2 separate regions of the Mus musculus genome follow, and region 1 is linked to region 2. Evidence: chromatin contacts called from ENCODE Hi-C or POLR2A ChIA-PET data. All regions are on one chromosome and are shown on one strand. Each heading gives the region's core, a stretch centred on a gene start or an enhancer-like site at or near the end of the contact. The rest is flanking DNA. Distances are from core to core; before and after follow the strand shown.

The links. A loop is a pair of places that touch in the nucleus more often than their neighbours do. ChIA-PET counts read pairs that join two places held with the same protein, here RNA polymerase II (POLR2A).
Region 1: a map of gastrocnemius shows a loop between it and region 2 (4-fold over the local background). The contact joins the promoter of Lmod3 here to the promoter of Arl6ip5 in region 2. A Hi-C loop is called at or near these places in 7 of 37 maps with a recorded cell type or tissue (gastrocnemius and heart). POLR2A ChIA-PET finds 5 or more read pairs at or near these places in 3 of 5 experiments (Patski and embryonic stem cell).

The regions. Positions count from the first base shown.
Region 1 is chr6:97,251,381-97,254,080 of GRCm38, forward strand. Lmod3 (leiomodin 3 (fetal)) reads right to left here and starts at 1,377. Exons shown (of 3, transcript NM_001081157.2): 1 at 898-1,377. The coding sequence starts at 1,191. It overlaps Gm32191 (a long non-coding RNA gene), which reads left to right and starts at 1,524. Exons shown (of 4, transcript XR_869294.2): 1 at 1,524-1,730.
Region 2 is chr6:97,209,348-97,212,047 of GRCm38, forward strand. It overlaps Arl6ip5 (ADP-ribosylation factor-like 6 interacting protein 5), which reads left to right and starts at 1,445. Exons shown (of 3, transcript NM_022992.2): 1 at 1,445-1,649. The coding sequence starts at 1,474.

The DNA.
Region 1 (2,700 bases), core at 127-2,626, 42 kb after region 2:
TCACTACTGTCTTCTATCACACCAATGTGACAACATGCACCTGTGTCTAGCAGGTGGCCCCAAAGAAACCATACATAAGAAATCTGTCTTCTTTCTTCTCAATCATTTTTAAGTGCAACATTAAAATTTGTCCTTTAGAACCATCAAGACGGCTTATCAGGTAAAGGTACCTGCCACCTCGCTTGACCTACACACACACTCACACACTTACACACACACACACACACACACACACACACCTAATAATAAAAAAATGTAATTAAATTTTAACTGTGCTTTATACAAAACTCATGCCAGCTCTAGTTTTTAGATAAGTATCTCAAGAGAGGACTCTCTTGAAGATTCCTTCTTAGACATCAATTTTCAGGTGTCATCACTGATGCCCAATGCACATACAGTGTGCCCACGTTTTCAGTCTTGGGTTTGGCTTAGTGTATGGCCAGATTTCTTCAGAAGTGGGGAATCTTTGACATTATATGTAAAATATCGTATGTGCATAAGTAGTCTGGAGAAATGTGGAGTAGAATTTGGACAAGCTTCTCAAAAGGAGAAGCCAAAAAAAAAAAAAAAAAGACAGAAGAGCTGTTTCTGTGTTAAACCATTACATGTCATTCATGGCTACAGACCACCAACTCCACACAGAGACCCTGGTGCCAATGTTGAAAGAGAAACACTGACAAGAGGTTATCACCTTCTCCCCACTACCTTGCAATTATACTATTTTTTCAGAAAGTTACAGCCTGGGCTAGAACTTAATATTATAATTTAATTTAGGTGTGCCAAAATCCAAAACAGAATCACACATTTCATTCAGTCTTGAGAAATCACAATTGCAAAACACTACCCTGCCAGCCCAGTCCCGGCAGCCATTTGTGTCCCACACAGATCCCTGGTTACCTCAGACTGCACAAAACTGACAGGAACTCGTTCATCTTCCAGCATGCGTCTAGACGCCTTTTGCAAATACATGTAATCAACGAGAGACTTATGGTTGAAGTTTCCTGTGGGTGCCTTGTCTGTTTGATCCTTTTGGATCATCCCCACAGGAAGGTGGGGGTCAGGGGCCATGACTTCCATCTCTGACTGCAGTTCCTTCAGCTCTTCAGGGGATAAGTTGGCTAGGAGTTCGTCTTCATCGAGCTCCTCACTAAGGGTGTCTTCTTGCTCCGAATTCCTGCTGTGCCCCGACATAGTTTACTTTTTTTCTATCTGTTTCTAGATCACCAGAAAAGAAGAAATAATCCAATATGATATATTTTAAAGAAGGAATCAGTATGCAAACACCTCAGTGTCTTCTAATTAACAAATATCTTAGGCCAACCCACCCTTGAGAGATTTTCTCACTCAATGGTGTTGGTTGAGCTGCTGGGAGTGACTATAGCTCAGCTCATGTGGGATCTATATTAAGCAAGGTTTTCTGGGCAGAGTCAAGTTGTGGAACTACTACATGAGTCCCTTTTTGGCAACTTGAGTCATCTGGACAAATCCATCTGACATTTCAGTACAGCTGCTGGGCTAGACAGCGAGTAGCCGGGCTATGGAATCTCTGCAGGAATAAACGCATTCTTTTCTAAAGCCCTCCCACCCCAGGGAGCCCACACCCCATGCTCTAGATCTCCCGGGGAGCCTGCTGCTGCTTATCTAAACAACTCACAAAACATCAGAATGAAAATCCAGCCAGCAAATGCAGTTTCTCCTGGAATAGAAGCGTCGTCCCCTGAAGGTGGCCGGTGAGCTGGGCTTTGCCTGATCTTTCCAGCAGGCTCTGGAAGCCGTGCCTCTGAAGGGAACAGCTCAGGTCTTGCTATGGTATTCACCCCTGTGTAAGTGAACCGGTGCAAGCTGCTCTTATCTGCACCTAGATCCTGTGACCTGACAGATGGGGATAACAAGGCCCTGAATTTCCATGTAAGGGAGAGGGGCCATGTAAGGGGTTTAAAACCATTTATGTCTTTAGTAAGTGTTTATCAAACCTAGCTAAATTAAGATGGCTCTGAAGAGAATGTTTGTAATCATACTGTTGAAATACTGGGAGAAAAGGGACATGAAAAGAGTTTCTTTGTAAACTGTGGGGGAGGGACACTAATTTTTTTCAAATTGCTAACATACATTTATGTTGATCCAACAACCCTACCTTTTGAGGTATATACCTCAGATACACTCCCACCAAGGTGAAAGCACAATTGTATACATTAGCTGGCTACACAAAACTCTAAAACAGTGTGCATGACAGGATAGTCTTGAGACAGTAAGTTAAACAAATGTACATAAATAAAAATAAGAGCCAGGCCAGGTTCTGGATGCCTTTAGTCTCTTTGTACTTGTACTCAGGAGGCAGAGGCAGGCAGATCTCTGTGAGTTCAAGCTCAGCCTGGTTTACATAGCAAGTTCCAGGACAAAAAGGGCTACATAGAGAGACCCTGTCTCCAACACAACCCAAATAGATAAATATAAAAATATCAGTGAGATAGATTATTGAATAATAAATAAGAAACCAAACATTTCACGTGATTTTAGGGAGGGGTATAGGTGTCTAGAGGGCTGGGCTGGAGAAAGGCTTCACCATTATATATTTATATATTTCATATATATTATATTTTTATATTTTTTTCCAGAGACAAGAGTCCTTCTGTGTAGTCCTGGCTGTCCTGGAACTCACTCTGTAGACCAGGCTGGACTTGAACCCAGAGATCTGCCTGC
Region 2 (2,700 bases), core at 195-2,694:
GAGGTTAAGAGCATTTGCTGTCCTTTCAGAGGACCCAGATTCAAGTCCCAGTTCCCACGTGGCAGCTTAGAATCATCTGTAACTCCAGTTCCAAGAGCTCTGGCACCCTCTTCTGACCTCAGCAGGCACAAAGCATGCGGGTACAGCACATACACAATGCAGGCAAGACATTCATTCACAATAAATTAGTTTTGTTTTGATTTTTTAGGAACTACTTTTCTCCAAAGTAAATTGCTGGAGTCCATTGCCAGGCTATCCTAAACACCAGTGGCAGAAGACATTTTCATAAAGCCCCCAATGATTTCCTCAACTGCCTTTCTAATCAGCTAAACAACTAAGTCTGACTTCGCCTCAAGTATATTTTACTACTCTTTGTTTTAGGGTAAGTTGGTGGTCTTAGTAGAGCACTTTGAGTTTGGTTAAAAATTAACAGTTGCAAATTTAGAAACACTGTTACCTTAGGCACTGCCATCTTAGAAGCCTAGGAGTCAGGGGGATCCTGGACACCACAAGAAAACAACCCACAGCATCAACTAAGCAGGGCTCATAGGCGCTCACAGAAACTGAAGCGGCTAGCACAGGGCCTACGTGTGTCTGTGCTAGGTTCTCTGTGTATGTGTTATGGTTGTGTAGCTTGGTGGTCTTGTAGAAGTTGTTTTCTTAGGTAAATGTTATTTGTTTAATATTGGAATAAAACTAAGAAACCTTTCTGGCCTGGGAAGCCATGTTTCTGCCCAGGAACACAGAGCACCTCCAGCAGCTGTCTGCTTTGAAGCTGCTAAGAGCTCGCTCAGGAAGAAGTGAAGTCATCCGCTTCTATCTATCTTCTATCTATAACGATGGCACAACGGTTCAGTAATTTTGCCACAGGACAGCAGAAATGAAGGGCGAAGAAAAAGGCGAGCTGGCAATCACTTTATTTCAGTTCACTTCAGTCAAACCCTTGCTCCCATTTTTTTTTTTTCTAGTGTGATTTCACACAAAGTGACTCATGAAAATTGCACGCATATGTGGGGAGATTAGCAATACCGGACTTCAGTGACACTGAGGCCGGCTTCCATTCCATTCCACTTATATTGACAGCTGAACAGCTGCTTTTTTTTTTTTTTTTTTTTTTTTTTTTTTTTTTTTTTTCTCCCTTCAGGGCAAAGAACACACACAAGCGATGTGTTTAAAAAGAGATGGTTTGTATTTAAACTGCCAGAGAGAACTGACACCACCTTTAGTTTAGGTAGGGGATTTCCGCTAGTTACTTTTTGTCCTAACATTGGATAAAGCCCACTGCTCTGAGTCACTAACCACTTCCAGCCAATCACAGACAGACCAACACACCCGCCCGCAGCCAATTTTCTGAGCCCTGCCGTGCTTTAACCGCAGAACCAATCCGAAGGACCCGCTGTCATCTTTCATCCAGCTGGTTGTCGCTGCCGCCGCCTCCAGATTCCGAAGGCGAAGCTCGCGAAGCAGAGGAACATGGACGTGAACCTCGCCCCGCTCCGTGCCTGGGACGATTTCTTCCCGGGCTCTGATCGTTTCGCCCGGCCGGACTTCAGGGACATTTCCAAATGGAACAACCGTGTAGTGAGCAATCTGCTCTATTACCAGACCAACTACCTGGTGGTGGCTGCCATGATGATTTCGGTTGTTGGGTAAGTGGGGTCTTCTGCCTGGAGCACCTGTCCAGGGTCAGGACGTAGGGACCACGAGGACAAGATCGCGAAATGCAAGACTAGGTCCACACGGAGCGCCTGCCTCAGGGAAGGGTCTCGGGAAGTGGCCCACCCAGTGGAAACTTGTTCTCAGGGCGAGGCCACAGCTCTCTGAGGTCCCCTTTCTTTCTCTTTTTGCTCTAGAGGCTTGAGCAGGGACCCTGGGAGGGAAGAGGTGAGGAAAACGCTGAGAACTTGGGACAATGAGAACTACCCCCTCCCACGTCCCCGTGCTGAAGATATTCGCCTGTCAGATGTTTGTAGCACAGTGGGTGTTTTAAAAATAAGAAAAAATGTGGTGGTGTTGTAACCTTGTCCTGGGGCTGCCTAGCAAAGCCTGGAGTGACAGGGTGTGGACCCAGGGCTGTGTTTAAGTGGCCTCTCCGGCTAATGTCTGTCTATACTGTACATAGAACTGAGCTTCCGCTCAGGCGGATGCGAGTCTCCTGGTGGCGCATCTTCCCCTGTGAGGTGACTCTGGAAACGAGGCCCCCTGACATTTTCTTTTCCCCTAGAAGTTGCCGGACACGGTCGCTTTAGCTTTGCTCCTTAGCCTGGGGTCTTAAACATCTCTGAAGGCCTTTTCGATGCTGGTTAAGAAGTTTCCTGTGCTAAGTAAGGTTATACGTGAACATTCTGGCGCACATACACGTACACATTTCCGCACCTGTTTCCTGAGAAGCTGTTTTTCCTTGTAGGTTACCCTTTAAAAATGCTTCTTCCACCTTTTAACAAAATAAATGGTTATATTCGCCATTTTATTATCTCTTATACGAATTTAAATAGAAGGTTTTACAAAACACCCTCTTGCCCTAAAAGAAGTCCTTTTCTAAGGTTTCTCTTTCCGAACAAACCCAAAGAGAAAGAGAAGCTGCTAGGGAGAAAAACAAAAAACAATCCCAAAAAGGAGAGAGAAGAGATGCACACTCGGGGCTCTTAGGAAGGGGTGCGTGATAAGGCGCTGTCTTAAGTTGGCCTGAGGTTAGCTGGC